Regions from separate parts of the Homo sapiens genome. Here region 1 is linked to region 2. Evidence: read pairs that join two places in POLR2A ChIA-PET (ENCODE). Cell type or tissue: GM12878. All regions are shown on one strand. Links, peaks and the distances in the headings refer to the core of each region. The heading gives the core; the rest is flanking DNA.

What was found. Peaks named below come from ENCODE experiments on the same cell type or tissue, not always from the same donor. Only the 100,000 strongest peaks of a DNase experiment are listed, where the experiment ranks them.
Region 1: POLR2A ChIA-PET joins it to region 2 with 6 read pairs; 4 of 35 experiments call an interaction of 5 or more read pairs at or near these places.

Annotation. Positions count from the first base shown.
Region 1 is chr5:139,310,742-139,314,741 of GRCh38, reverse strand. It overlaps MATR3 (matrin 3), which reads right to left. Exons shown (of 15, transcript NM_018834.6): 3 at 6-67. Among named protein-coding and RNA genes, the nearest start is that of MATR3, 19 kb to the right of the region's middle. In GM12878, for the core only: no CTCF peak of the experiment used is centred there; no DNase peak of the experiment used is centred there.
Region 2 is chr5:139,176,905-139,187,621 of GRCh38, reverse strand. All of the region lies in intron 1 of SIL1 (SIL1 nucleotide exchange factor), which reads left to right. Among named protein-coding and RNA genes, the nearest start is that of SIL1, 16 kb to the left of the region's middle. In GM12878, for the core only: no CTCF peak of the experiment used is centred there; DNase peaks (open chromatin) are centred at 4,681 and 4,781; H3K4me3 peaks cover 606 bases; H3K27ac peaks cover 2,606 bases.

The DNA of each region.
Region 1 (4,000 bases), core at 1-4,000, 130 kb before region 2:
CCTACATTTCAAGAAGAAGCTGGCATCGACGACTGTGACTTGCTCCATTGATATGTTGACTCCACTCCTGCAGCAAAGTAAATTAGTAGAATTAACAAAAATAAAGCTGAAATATTTTCATCTGAACCATTCAAACTCTAGGATATTAATGTCTATGCAGTATCATAGGCTGTACAAACACCTGCCCATTCACTAAATCACATTGATTTAATTTAAAACCATTTCTCTGAATCCTTGAGGCTTGATCCTGCCCTCAAATACGCTATGCACATTCTTGGAAAAACTGGATTAACTTGTCAACATACTTAAGATATTTGACAGGGAAAAGATATAGAGTTAATAAAGATCAAGAGTAGTAACTAACCTTGAGATCAGCAAGGCTTATTAATTTTTACTGTGGACCAAACTGAAGTATTCATTGTATGCTACTTTATAGCACTCTGAATAAAACATCCATGTTTATATCTACTTTTCTAGAAACTATATACTATAAATGTGAACAATTAGTTAAAATAGAATCTTTTAGGCCGAGCATGGTGGCTCATGCCTATAATCCCAACACTTTGGGAGGCTGAGATGGATGGATCATTTGAGACCAGGAGTTTGAAACCAGCCTAGCCAACATGGCGAAACCCCATCTCTACAAAAAATACAAAATTTAGCCGGGCGTGGTGGCACACGCCTGTAGTCCCAGCTACTTGGAAGGCTGAGGCAGCAGAATCTCTTGAACCCAAAAGGCGGAGATTCCAGTGAGCTGAGACTGCGCCACTGCACTCCAGCCTGGATGACAAAGACTCCGTCTCAAAACAAAACAAAACAAAACAAAAACAAAAACAAAAACTAAAACTTTAATCACATCCAGCTTTTGAGGATGTTCCAGGTTTACTACCTACTAAATACACAGTGAATGAAAAATACACCATGATTAGCATTACCATAAAATGCTAACATGATTCAACAGGAATGGCTTTTCTAGAAAACGAATCCCATTTATCAAAATATTATGCTCCCTTTGTATTTCCCCAAAATAAGCAAATTTAAGGAGTGCCTCTTTCCAAATTTAGGGTGGGAAACATGACATTCTTTCACTATTTACTCTTTTATGGTTTACTTTAAATTGAAGTAACTCTTATTTTATTCAAATAAATTTCTTTAGGAAAAAAATGCAGATATAAATGAGTTAACTTTTTAGGCAATGTAAGAAAGAGAAGTTACAAAAAGTGGGCTCTGCTATTAGACTGCCTAGGTTCACTCCCAAATTACAAAGATGTGAATCTTTGGTCCGTGTTATTTAAATTCACTGGGACAAGAGTCTCATAGGGTTGTTGTGAAAAGCAAATGAGTCAATAAAGGTAAACTGCTTATCAGACCCTTGCCAGGCACATGGAATGTGCTAAAAAAAAAAAAAAAAAAAGAACTATTATTACACTGATTATAAAGCAGTCTTGTTTTACAATTCCTGCTTTACAACTATTATTGATGTTTCACAAACTCCCACAAATTGAGGTAATTTCTGTAACACCCACACTACCCAATACAATTATATTTGGAATATAAAACATGGTCAGGCGATGTGTTTTTAAAGGGGGATGTCTCACTGAGAGCTGAACTAAATTAGAGTAAGGTACCAAGGTACCAAATTACAAGATACGTGCTTTCAAAAAGCTGCGGATTGGTATTTTATAAATGAGCTCCTAAAAAAAAAAAAAAAAAAAACTGGTTTATATTTACCTGACAACAGTTTAGGTACATTCCTATGCTCTAGTAAAATTATCTAAAATCCTGTGAAAGGCCAGGTGCGGTGGCTCAGGCCTGCAGTCCCAGCACTTTGGAAGGCCAAGGTGGGAGCATCAACTGAGGTCAGGAGTTCAAGACCAGCCTGGCCAACATGGTGAAACGCTGTCTTTATTAAAAATACAAAAATTAGCCAGGCATGGTGGCAGGTGCCTGTAATTCCAGCTACTTGGGAGGCTAAGGCAGGAGAATAGCTTGAACCTGGGAGGCAGAGGTTGCAGTGAGCCAAGATCACACCATTGCACTCCAGTCTGGGCAAGAGTGAAACTGTCTCAAAAATAAATAAATAAATAAAAATAAAATCCTGTAAACTAAAATGGAACTCATCCAAATAGAATGGTACCTTCCTTAAAATGTTGGAAGCTATAAACTACTATTTCCAGGTCTCTCAAAGCTAGATTATCTTTTTAAAATAATGGCTAATAGCTAAGGAACTCAAGATCTCTCCAGCTGGCTCTCTAATCATCAGCTATTTGGGATATCTAAAGTTTCAACTGGAAAGTAATGGACCACTGCCTTCTTGGGGACCAGTTTTAAAATGGCTTGTAAGGGCCGGGTGCAGTGGCTCACGCATACGATCCCAGCACTCTGGGAGGCCAAAGCAGGCAGATTACTTGAGCCCAGGAGTTTGAGACCAGCCTGGGCAACACAGTGAAACCCGATCTCTATCAAGAAAAAAACGCCAGATGTGGTGGTGGTACATGCGTCACTTGAGCCTGGGTGGTAGAGAGTGCAATGAGCTGCGAACACCTAAGCGCACTTCAGCGTGGGCTACAAAGCAAAAGACCCTTTCTCAAAAACATAAAACAAAATAAAATAAAATAAAAATGGCTCTAAGTCAGAGGAGCCACAGGTAAGTTCACAAAATTTAGAAGCCTTGGCTGGGCGTGGTGGCTCATACTTGTAATCCCAGCACTTTGGGAGGCCGGGGCAGGCGGATCACCTGAGGCCAGGAGTTAGAGACCAGCCTGGCTAACATGGTGAAACCCGTCTCTACTAAAAATACAAAAAAATTAGCTGGGCATGGTGATGTATGCCTGTAATCCCAGCTACCTGGGATGCTGAGGCAGGAGAATTGCTTGAACCCGAAAGGCAGAGGATGCAGTGAGCCAAGATCACGCCACTGTACTCCAGCCTGGGACACAGAGCGAGAAACCTTCTCAAAAAAAAAAAAAAAAAAAAAAAAAAAAAAAAAAAGGATTAATTAAACAAATACCAATTAACGACTTACAATTCTCTGAACTAAAAATATTCAGATTTTACTTAAAATATTCTTAAGTTGTGGGAGAGAAATAAATGTTATCCTACTACGCATGCTTCTATTTCATAGGAGCTAGAAAGGGTACATAGCTGAACAGAAATTATATCCAATCCTCCACGTTGTTTAAAGGTTCAAACTTAGGGGAAAAGTGTGTCTGGTCTTTCAAAGTGAAAAAAGGAAGGCCAAGATCAAAAAATCAATCACATACCTCCCAAACTCATCCAATGACTAATCTGTACTACTGATCTATTACTGGTTGGTTTACGGTGGGGACTAAGTGAAAGAGTTTTATAAAAATATATATCCCTGGACTCTACACTGAGGTAACTCCTGTAAAATCAGATTAATAAAGGATTCGTGCACTTTTTAAATTCAGACATTTCTGTAGGAAAACTACATTCACCTTGATGTATCTGAGATACCTTATAGAGAGAAAAAAAAGAATTTGGGAAGCACTTACAGAATGGCAGAAAAAAGTATAACTTAATATAAACTCAAGTGACAAGACAGCCAAAGTGCTGTAGTGGGTAATTTTCTTTAAGTGAAAGGAAGCTGAGAAAGCTTGAGATTGCATAGAAAAGCAATCTGATGACTGGGTGCGATGGCTCACACCTGTAATCCCAGGACTTTGGGAGGCCAAGGCAGTGAATCACCTGAGGTCAGGAGTTCAAGACCAGCCTGACCAACATGGAGAAACCCTGGCTCTAAAAATATAAAATTAGCTGGGCGTGGTGGCGCATGCCTGTAATCCCAGCTACTCGGAAGGCTGAAGCAGGAGAATTGCTTGAACCTGGGAGGCGGAGGTTGCGGTGAGCCGAGATCGCACCATTGCACTCATTACAGCCTGGGCAACAAAAGTGAAACTCCGTCTCAAAAAAAAAAAGAAAAAAAGAAAAGAAAAGAAAAGCAATTTGATGACCTAAAATGACCTATAAAGAAATAAAA
Region 2 (10,717 bases), core at 2,796-6,795:
AACTGATCCACGTGGTCCTCTGAGTATGCTTCATGTTGGTGTCTCTGCCAGTTCTTTTGCCCAGAGTACTCTCTCCTTAGTTTCCTACTTTTTTTTTTTTTTTTAAGATGGAGTCTTGCTCTGTTGCCCCAGGCTGGAGTGGAGTGGCACAATCTCGGCTCATTGCAACCTCTGCCTCCCGGGTTCCAGTGATACTCCTGCCTCAGCCTCCCAAGTAGCTGGGACCACAGGCATGTGCCACCACACCCGGCTAATTTTTGTAATTTTAGTAGAGACGGGGTTTCACCGTGTTGGCCAGGCTGGCCTCGAGCTCCTGACCTTGTGATCCACCCGCCTCGGCATCCCAAAGTGCTGGGATTACAGACGTGAGCCACTGCACCCAGCCGGTTCCCTACTTTATGCTGCAGAGCTGCCGCCTTCAGTGAGCCTTACCTGATGTGTCCTCATCTGTATCCCCATTGCAACACCTTTATTATAGAATTCAGCACACTTTTATTATGGTATGATGTTTGTCTCTTTTTATATGAGCTTCTCAAGGATATGGGTTGTGATTTAATGTGTCTCTTAGCATAATGCTGAGTGTAATATGGATACCATAAATGGTTGTTGAATGGATGTTTACATGAAAACTTAAGAAATGATAACAATCCTGTTGAAATCCTACTTCCCTGAAGCATTTCTTGATTCCCAGCCACAGTGAGTTCACATGCTCCATTCCCAGAGCCCTTTGTTTTTGAAGCATTGGATTCCTTAGAGTAAGCCTTATACACTCAATTGGATTAGAACTTCCTAGAGGGCAGACACTGCATCTGTCATTCCTCTTCATGCATCCAATCCCCAGCACAGTCCTGGCACATAGAGAGTGTTCAATAAATGTTTATGAATTCAAGAGTCCTGCTATTTGGTCAGCTGATGTACTTGCCAGTTTAGCCTCCTGTGTTACTCACTGGCTAGGAGTCTCCAACTCAGATGTTTTTAGGGCCAAGTTGGGAACAGAGAGGCAACAGAGAATGGTAGGCCTGTGTCAAACCGGAGTGCTTATGTGCTTCATGAGGGGTGGCTGCTACTCAGCCTATCGTCATGGGTGAGTATGGCCTCCTCATGTCATATGGGAGGCCAGATATTCATAATCTCTAGGGACTACCAAAGCATATTTGTGGTCTAGATTTGACCTATAGGCTACCCATCTGTATCCTTTAGGTAGAGGCTGGAGTTTCACACATTTAAATTCCTTGTAAAATAATAAAGGTGGGGGAGGGGAGGACATAGCTTGAAAACTTTTGAGGGCGTTTGGTGAAAGCCTATCTTTAGATAAAAGTGTCCTATGATTTTCTGTGGGTAGTGACTTAATCTCTTGGGTTCGGCCCTGTAGAACATCTATGGTCTGGGCTTTATCCTCCCTTATATTCTGATTTCACTGGGCTATGAAAAGCAACTTTTGTCCCTAGAAAGGTGGTGACTCAAGAACTTTTGCACTTTTTGCCCTTTTGCTCAGCTTCCACTGAGGCAGGTTTGATAGTTGTTCCTGCTTCTGGCTACTTTGAAGGGCCTGGTGGTCAGGCTGGTGCAGCATAAGGTCCCAGAGGCCACTTCTGTTAATGACATCTCTGAGAAAGAGCTCTGGGTGAACAAATACAACTAAAAGGGAAATACATTGTACAGAATCACTGCTTAAATGTGGTCAGCCAAGGGGCAAAACAGTATAATAGCCAGAAGGAAGTCTGCATCTCCATGGAACCTTTTGCAAGGTGATATCTTATCCTCTGGCTGTCTCATTTTTTTCATAGTCCCTAAGTGCCCCAGCAGTGCTTACTTGCCTGGCATCACCTTCTAGGTCTGAGAGTGTTGCCACAAATGATATCCCCATCTCCAGTAGAAATTAGCTGCCTGGGATATCTCGGGCAGACTACATGAGAAACTGAAAGCAGTGCAGTTTGTCTCTAGTGAGAGGCCCTGGGTAACTAGAGAATTGGGAAGGAGGGAGACTTACTTTTCACTATATGTCTTTGTGTGCCTTTTCAAATTTGAAACATATGCATATACAGTAAGTCCTCACTTGACATCGGTCATAAGTTCTTGGAAACTGTGACTTTAAGTGAAATGTATACAAAACCAATTTTACTATGGCTCATTGGTATAAACAAGAGTTAAGTTCCTACAGAATATTTCTTGTTACAGAAACATGACCAAACTTCTAAATAAAGACCAAAACACTTCTAATATTAAAAACTGAGATAAATGTGAGCTATACATTCCTTTAAGAAGGATTAACAAAAACAAGTGAGATAATTACTACCCTATTAGTTCAGGGTCTTGGGTGGCCAGAGCCCATCCCGGCAGCTCAGGGCACCAGGCAGGAACCAGCCTTGGACAGGATGCCATCCCATTTCAAGGTACACTCACACACCCTGACACTCATGCAGACTGGACCCCTTACACGCAACAGTGAACCTAACAGGCACGTCTTCGGGATGTGGAAGGTGACTGAGGACTTGGAGAAAACCCACACAGACATGGGGAGAATAAGCAGACTCCACACAAGCAGTGGCCCTGGCTGGGAAACAATTATTTTTTTCTCGTCGGTGTTATAAGGAAATAATGTTGATCGAAGCAATGTTATTTGGAGACCTGCTGTATTGTTATTTTTTAAATGTAGCTGAGCAGACCCATGTGTGGTCTTCTCTTCAAATTTTACTCTGTCCTCACTTTATTCCTGACATATGGATTTCTCTGTAAACAACTGGACCCAGTCGCTGTAGACTGCCTCTCAGATGTGACAGCTTGGCCTCTCTGCTCCCTAGAAATGTCCTAGGGTTTCTCATGCAGGGGTCTTTGGAATAACAATCAGGTGTAAAGTATGTGCAATATTTTACTGTTTTCAAATTTTACTGTTTTCAGTCTGATTCTTATGACATCCCCATTTATTTATTTTTTAGTTGTAGTTTTTTTAGAGACAACATCTCACTCACACCCAGGCTGGAGTAACAGTGGTGTGATCGTAGCTCACTGCAACCTCAAAATCTTGGGCTCAAGATATCCTCCCACCTCAGCCTCCTGAGCTGGGACTATAGGCATGTGCCACCATGCCTGGCTAATTTTTTAAAATTTTTTTGTAGAGATGGGGTTTTGCTATGTTTCCGAGGCTGGTCTTGAACTCCTGGCCTCAAGCGATCCTTCCACCTTGACCTCCCAAAGTGCTGGGATTATAAGAATGAGCCACTGTGCCTGGCCACACAACACCCCCATTTTATGGTGGTAAAATATTGAGGCTCGGAGAGTCTAAATGACCCATTTAGGGTCATACTGCTAGCCAGAGTAGGGCTGTGACTAATCCAGGTAGCTTTGTCTCCTATTAATGTACCTTGTTCTTAGTTCTTGTAGCAATGAGGCAGTCCTCTTTGGAATTCTTTACCATTTCCAGGACCATTGCAGTTAGGGCAGGAATGGAGTGGTGGTGATTCCTCTTTCCTCTTTTGGTTTGAACCCTCCTTTCAGGATGCTTAGTTACACAGGCCTGTCCTCTCTGGAAAAAGGGGATCAGTAGTAGGTTTCTCCACTTTTTGGAGAAACCTAAACTAAAGCTTCAATGGGGCAATACCTTTTAGGAGAGTTTGAACTGACAGTCTGGCTTCCTATTCTTTGCGGAGAGTTATTGCTGCTATTAGGCAGAGGGCTTTGTTTCCAGGTTACAAATCTTTTTAGCAAAGAAGTGAGTGTGGAATAGAATTGGAAGGACTTGTGTAGTCCTTGGATATAATTTAATGCTCCACATCCCAGAGAGAGTAAACATTGTAAAGTGTGCAAGATGGGTTTGGATTAATATCCTGACAGCATGTGGCTTGGCATGTAGGGCATTCCTTGGAGACCCTTCTTACCATACACAGCCTGCCTTTGCCGGGTGGCCTCTTCCCACAGGTCTTCCCAGCAGCTGTTGTGCACCTGGGTGAATCATCCGCTTCCCTGTGCTTTGAAAAAACCCATTTTAACTGATGAAAGCCCTCATACAGGAGGTGCAATAAACAGACAACCTTGAAAATGTTTTTTAGTACAACCTAAGCTGCCTCTGAGTTTGTCCAGGGTATTCACCTCCATTAGGAGCACTGGCTGATTCTCACCTCTGGTCTCTTCTGAATAGAATATGGAAAATCACCTTGCCCTTTCTACTCTGCTGCACCTGACATCATGGGTGTGGAAGGTCTCTGGAAACTCCGGGGAGGCAGGAGCACCATGGACATGGAGGGAAGGCTCATTTGCTTCTAAGGACCATGCAGAAATCCTTGGCTTTTTACTTCTGTTAGTCCTACTTAAATCAGAATTTAAAGCCTTCAAATAGAATTCTGTGTATGGCTGACATAGCATGGAGTAGGGAAGGCTTCTTTGTAATTTCTGAGGAGAACTTGGGGGCATGTAGAGGTCATGCTTAGGTTCTTTCCTTACCCAGACCTGACCTGTGCCGGGCCAGAGAGGTTTGCCCTAGAAAGCTGATGACTTAGGACCTTACTGGTGTGCAGCTTTGCAGGCCTGTAAACTTAGTTAGTTCATCCAGGTTTCAGTTCCTGGGGGCCTGCCTCAGGCATGTGAAATTCATAAGAGACCATCAAGTCACAGTTCCAGTTAACTAACTCCAATAAACATGACGACTAAGTTGATTTATGTGGACATGTAAGAGCATCTCTCCTCTGTAGGAGAGATTAGCTGGGAAGCCAGCTCCCCTCTGGAGGAAACCAAGGCAAATTATGGTGGCAAGCTTTTGGGTCATAGCATCAGATACACCCAGATTTAAACCATGTAACAGCTGTGAGACTTCAGAGGAGCTACTCAACCCCCCTGCTCCTGTGTCCTCAGCTGTGAAACCCCCTGGGTTTTTCAGATATATACATGGTAAGCACTCAATAAATGTTTTGTCTCACTTGTTTCTCACTCTTCCCTCTTCCCCTTTTCTCCTTCCCACTTTGTCCTTCTAGGGCTATATTGTAATCTGACCAGAATACACTTGTCAGTCTATTAAGGCACCAGGTACTGGAGATAGACTCATTTTTATTCTCTTGGCTCCCTTTATATATTCTTTGCCGTCCACGGCTCTTTTGTTACCACAGGTTACAATAGGAACAGTTAGATTCTAGCTCTTGTCAGTGGCTTCCAACCTAAGGGTTCTTTCTGGTTACCATTCAGTCCACCATTATTTGCTGAGTACCCATTGTGTGCCAGGACCTGCTTAGCCCTGGAAATACAGTGATGAATGAGACAGATGTGGTCCATGCCTTGAGTAACACCTCTTCAAACCCCCTCCTTAGATAGGTGACTTCTGTGGATGACTCGCCCTGCTCATTCCGTGTTGCGTCATATTAATTTCCTTCTGAGAGGGCAATCTTCTCCTTAGACCTAGGGAACAGTGCCTTTTTGTGCTGCGTGGACCTTGCCTGCTGGCTTGCCTGCTCCCAAGCAATGAGAGCAGCGTGTTGAGGCTGAAGGAGAAAGCCCCCCGGGCTACTACTGCCCTGGCCACACATGTCCCAAGAGGCTGCACTTGGCACTTCTGAATGTTCCTTTTCTCCTTGCACACAGATTATAGTGTTTACTGCTCGTTTAAATTCAAATAACCTTCCACCCCCTTCTCTGCCTTAAAAAAAACCAAAAAAACAAAAACTGTGTATTACAGTGTAGAAAACAAAACAGGCCAGCCCTGGTCCCCTGGCGAGGTTTGTTTTAACATCATTTTTTAGTGAAGCCTTGCTATGGGTTGCCTTTACTTTAATAGGGCTAATGTGTAATTCAGGCATATTGATAGTCTGCAGTTAAAGAATCTCACATCTTTTTTCTACCTTGATTGTCATCAACAGTGTGAAAGGTAGATGCAAGGGCTTTGGCTGACAGGAGGTGGGACTTCTCTGCTTTGGCCTCCAGACTCTATCCTGGACTCTGGCGGGTCCTATAAAGAAGGCTGAGCAGCCAGTTTAGTGATTTCTCAACTTCAAAATAGAAGCCTGGAGATAGTCCTACCCCTCCTCTCCCTTCTGCCAATTTTACCAGCAATTGCCAAGAACTGTGTGTGGGGAACCAGGCAGAATGACTCTCTGGAAATCATTTGTTTGAGAACTCCCAGTGGAGGAATGCATTTTCCTGTGCTTCTTCTCTTGTGATGGTGTGTGCTGTTGTGATTTGGTACTGCTTGTCCCTCTGCAGTACTGAGACTTGTATATAACTCCTCCAGCCCTGCGGGGGTTTTCAACAATAAATTGCTTGCTGGGTAGTATTTCCCCCAAATCCCTGGGAGAGCAGGGGAGCATGTTAACAATTAGGGACCTAGTTGAGCCTCTGTTTCTGGCACTGTGACTAGAGGCATGGTGGGTGAACCCAGATGAGCCATGTTTCCCACTGCTGCTCGGGCTGGGCATTTATTGCAGTTGGATGTAACATTAAGAGTCACACTAGAGGCTTGGTTGGAAAGGAGAGAGCACTGCATAATTATTGCTTATGTACTGTTTAAACCTATCAGCCAACAGATGTCAAGTGCAGAAAAAAAGCACAATAATGTTATTATAATGGCATAATAGTTATCATTATAATAATCAGCTGGCATAGGTTTTGATAAGAGGCAGATCCTGAAATGAGTGCAGGGGGAAGGGTTAACCTTGAACTACAGCACAATGAATGGCTGCTTAACCTTGCAGAAGATGCTGTGTAGAGGCAGGTGACTCAGGTATGGAGTTGCTACCCTCTCTGCCTAGCTAGAGGAGCTATGGAGACTTCAGCTGGGATTGTCTACCCTGCAGGTACTGTCTTTCTGATGGTGTGATGGAGCACACCATCCTTTGGTTTAAGGCATGCTACACTGCAGGAATACCATACTAGTGCCCAGAGCTGTGGGTTCTGGGAAATGCAGAGACTTCATCACTGTGGTCTCATTTTGGGTTTTCAGAAAATCCAGCCTCATGCCCATAGTTGCAGATGATGAATTTTGCTCCCTACAACAAACTGTGCTCCAAACCTAGGAAGTGGTGGTGCATCTCAGTTTTGTATGTATCAATTGTGGTGGGTTGTGCTCATGGAAGACAGACTTTTCTTTGCCAGAGAGCTTACCAGGAGCTACATTCCCAATTCTGGTTAGGAAGGTGGTGGTAAAGGGGTGAGGAGCAGAGTGGGGCTAATAGATGACCCACAAAGGCAGCATTGGGGTAGGAGAAAAAAGTCTGATTCAGGCAAAGCTGGGTATGATTTTTTTTTTTTTTTTTTTTTTTTTGAGATGGAGTTTTGCTCTTGTTGCCCAGGCTGGATTGCAATGGCGTGATCTCGGCTCACTGCAATCTTCACCTCCTGGTTTCATGTGATTCTCCTGCTTCAGCGTCCCAAGTAGCTGGGATTACAGGTGCACACCACTATGCCTGGCTAATTTTTTTGTGTTTTTAGTAGAGATGAGGTTTCCCCATGTTGGTCAGGCTGGTCTTGAACTCCTGGGTCTCGAACGCCTGGCCTCAAGTGATCCACCCACCTCGGTCTCCCAAAGTGCTGGGATTACAAGCATGAGCCACCGTGCCTGGCCAACTTTTTTTTTTTTTTTTTTTTAAAGAGACAGGGTCTTGCTCTGTTGCCCTGGCTGGAATGCAGTGGCACAGTCTTGGCTCACTGCAGCCTCGACTTCCTGAGGTCAAGAGATCCTCCCACCTCAGCCTCCCTAGTAGTGGGACTACAGTCATGTGCCACCACACCTGGCTAATCTTTTAATTTTTTGTAGAGATGGGATCTTGCTGTGTTGCTCAGGCTGGTTTTGAACTCCTGGTTTCAAGTGATCCTCCCTCCTCTGCCTTCTGAAGTGTTGGGATTATAGGTATGAGCCACCACATCTGGCTGTGGGTGTGACCCTTGACCTTACCATTCAATAGTTGGACAAGTTGCTTAACCTCGCTGAGCATCAGCTACCTATCTGTGTATGTGCTTATTCATTTCCCATTTGTTTTTTATTAATAGCCCTGTCTATAAAGTACCTGTCACTATGCCTGGCACTAAGTGGTGCTCAAAAAATACTTCTGCCTCCCTTCCTGCCACCCCCTACCTGCCTACCCTACATAAGAGAAGGGTAAGGAGAAGATCCTCCTGCTTCTGTAGAGGGAAAATGGCCTTAATTAGAGCTTTATGTGAACTTCTTTAGTTGCTGATATTGCTTTTCTGAGCCACAATCTGTGGACCTCCTCTGAAGCTGCCTCATCAGGAGCGACTTTGATATTTAGTGTTTGGGCACATCTCTGCTTCATCCAAGGAGTAAAAGAGGGTTTAAAATCTCATCAGGGCACAGAATGCCTGCTTCTGCCCCTGTAGCCTTGCCTCCCCTCCCTTCTTTCTTTGGGTGGGTCACTCGGGGGGCACTGTCTGCCCTGGGGATTACTCATTTCTTTCAGGGGGTCCTGGTTGTTTGGTTCAGTGTCTTTACTGGGGAAAGGCTTTTGTGTTTGTGCCTGCCTGGGCCTGTGCTGGGAACTTTTATTTTGGAAGCCTGGAGCACTCAGACAAGGTGATATCTTTTTAGACTGTTTCTGGCTGTAGGCCAGCTTATCACTATGGCTACCACCAGCTTAAAGAATGTCAGGACAGAAAGTAACTTCTGTAAGAAATTTGGGAGAGAAAGGGGGAAGGGGAGAGAATTGTTTGGCTTAAGGTCATGTAGGGAGGAGAACAGCTCTAAGTAGAACTCTTTGATTTGGATACAGCTTCGTTTTCCTTCTCTCTGAAATTTTATTTTTTCAGTCAACAAATGTATATAAAACATCTGTTACATTCCAGAGACTGTTAGGCCCTGAGATACAGTGTCAGATAGGGTTCCAGCTTAGAGTGTACTGATGAATATGTCAAAGTTAGTAAAATTACACTTGGAATAAGTGTATTGAAAGAAAGAGTTAAGAACATCTGAGAGGGATTTGACTTGGTCCTAGGGCTAAGAGGGTATCATAGAAGGCTTCTTTGAGGAAGTGATGTTCGAGTAAATATTGTGAAGACCAAACAAGTATTTACCAAGCAGAGTGACAGGACGTTGAGGAAAATTTCAGGCTGAGGGCCTGGATTTGCAAAGGCTCTGGAAGCAGGCAGTGGGTGGGGAGTTTTATGAGGAACTGAAAGTATGGTTGGAGCACAGAGAGTGAGAGGAGCCAGCTGAGGTTGGAGGGGTTGGTGAGGGCAGGCCTTGTCAGCTGTGGCATGGCATTTCATATTTACCTGGAGAACAGGGGAAGCCTTTGGAGAGTTGGTGGTGGTTTTGGTGGTTTTGGATTTGCAAATGAGCAGCACCCTTTTGGACACTGGATGGATTTTGTTGAGGGAGTGAAAATGAAGATCAGAAAAGGAACATTACTGTAATAGGTTGTTTTCCTTCAGTCAGCTAAATGGCAATCTTGAGACTAATCTCCTTTAGTGTGGCCTTGTTCCTCCTGATTCATGTGCTCTCTCAGTGCCAGTAGTCAGTGTGTTGTTGGGGCACCTGGCCACTCAGCAGACATGGTGGCCCAGGGTGCCAGCACTTGGCATCTTTCCATCTGCACAGAAAAAGGCCTGGAGGTTTCAGGCTTGTCACATGTTAACGGCTGACAGCTACAGAGTCCTTTGTAACCTGCTGTGTCACCATCCCTCTCTTGGCTGTCACTACTGGGTAAGGGCTACCCCCTTCACCTTAGACCACTTAAGCCACTGACACTGGCAACTCCCAGAGATGTGATGTGCCAAGTTAGCAAAGCCAGCACCTGTGGTTTGTGTAACATTCAGTTCTGGTTGATGTAGATGTGCACATGTTCTCTCTTGGCAGCAACCAATGTCTGGAGGGCCAGAAATGGGCTGGAGTTGTTCCTCCCACTGTGTGTCCAGGAAAACTGAGGTTTAGGAGTTGCCTGTGGTATAAAGAAAACTGGGTCAGAGTTACGTGCTGCCAGACCAAGTGTTAAGTGCATGGTGGGCGGGTATAGACCCTAGACCAGACTCTTTAGTGATACTGTGGCCTTGCCCACTACTCCTTTCACTTATTCATCTGGAAGGCCATGCTGCATAGTGGTTAGGAGCTTGGCCCTTGGACTGGGGCTGACTTTAGTTAGAATCTCAGCTTCTCGGCTGGGCGCGGTGGCTCATGCCTGTAATCCCAGCATTTTGGGAGGCCAAGGCAGGTGGATCACGAGATCAGGAATTCGAAACCAGCCTGACCAACATGATGAAACCTCATCTCTACTAAAAATACAAAAATTAGCCAGGCACGGTGGTGTGTGCCTGTAATCCCAGCTACTCAGGAGGCTGAGATAGCAGAATCGCTTGAAAGCAGGAGGCGGAGGTTGCAGTGAGCCGAGATGGTGCCACTGCACTCCAGCCTGGGTGACAGAGCCAGTCTCAAATAAATAAATAAATAAATAAATAAAATAAAGGCCAGGCGTGGTGGCTCACGCCTATAATCCCAGCACTTTGGGAGGCCAAGGCAGGTGGATCACAAGGTCAGGAGATCGAGACCATCCCGGCTAACATGGTGAAACCCCATCTCTACTAAAAATACAAAAAATTAGCCGGCTGTGGTGGCGGGCGCCTGTAGTTCCAGCTACTCGGGAGGCTGAGGCAGGAGAATGGCATGAACCCAGAAAGCGGAGCTTGCAGTGAGCGAAGCTTGCGTCACTGCACTCCAGCCTGGGCGACAGAGTGAGACTCTGTCTCAAAAAAAAAAAAAAAAAAAAAAAGAATCTCAGCTTCTCCACTTGGA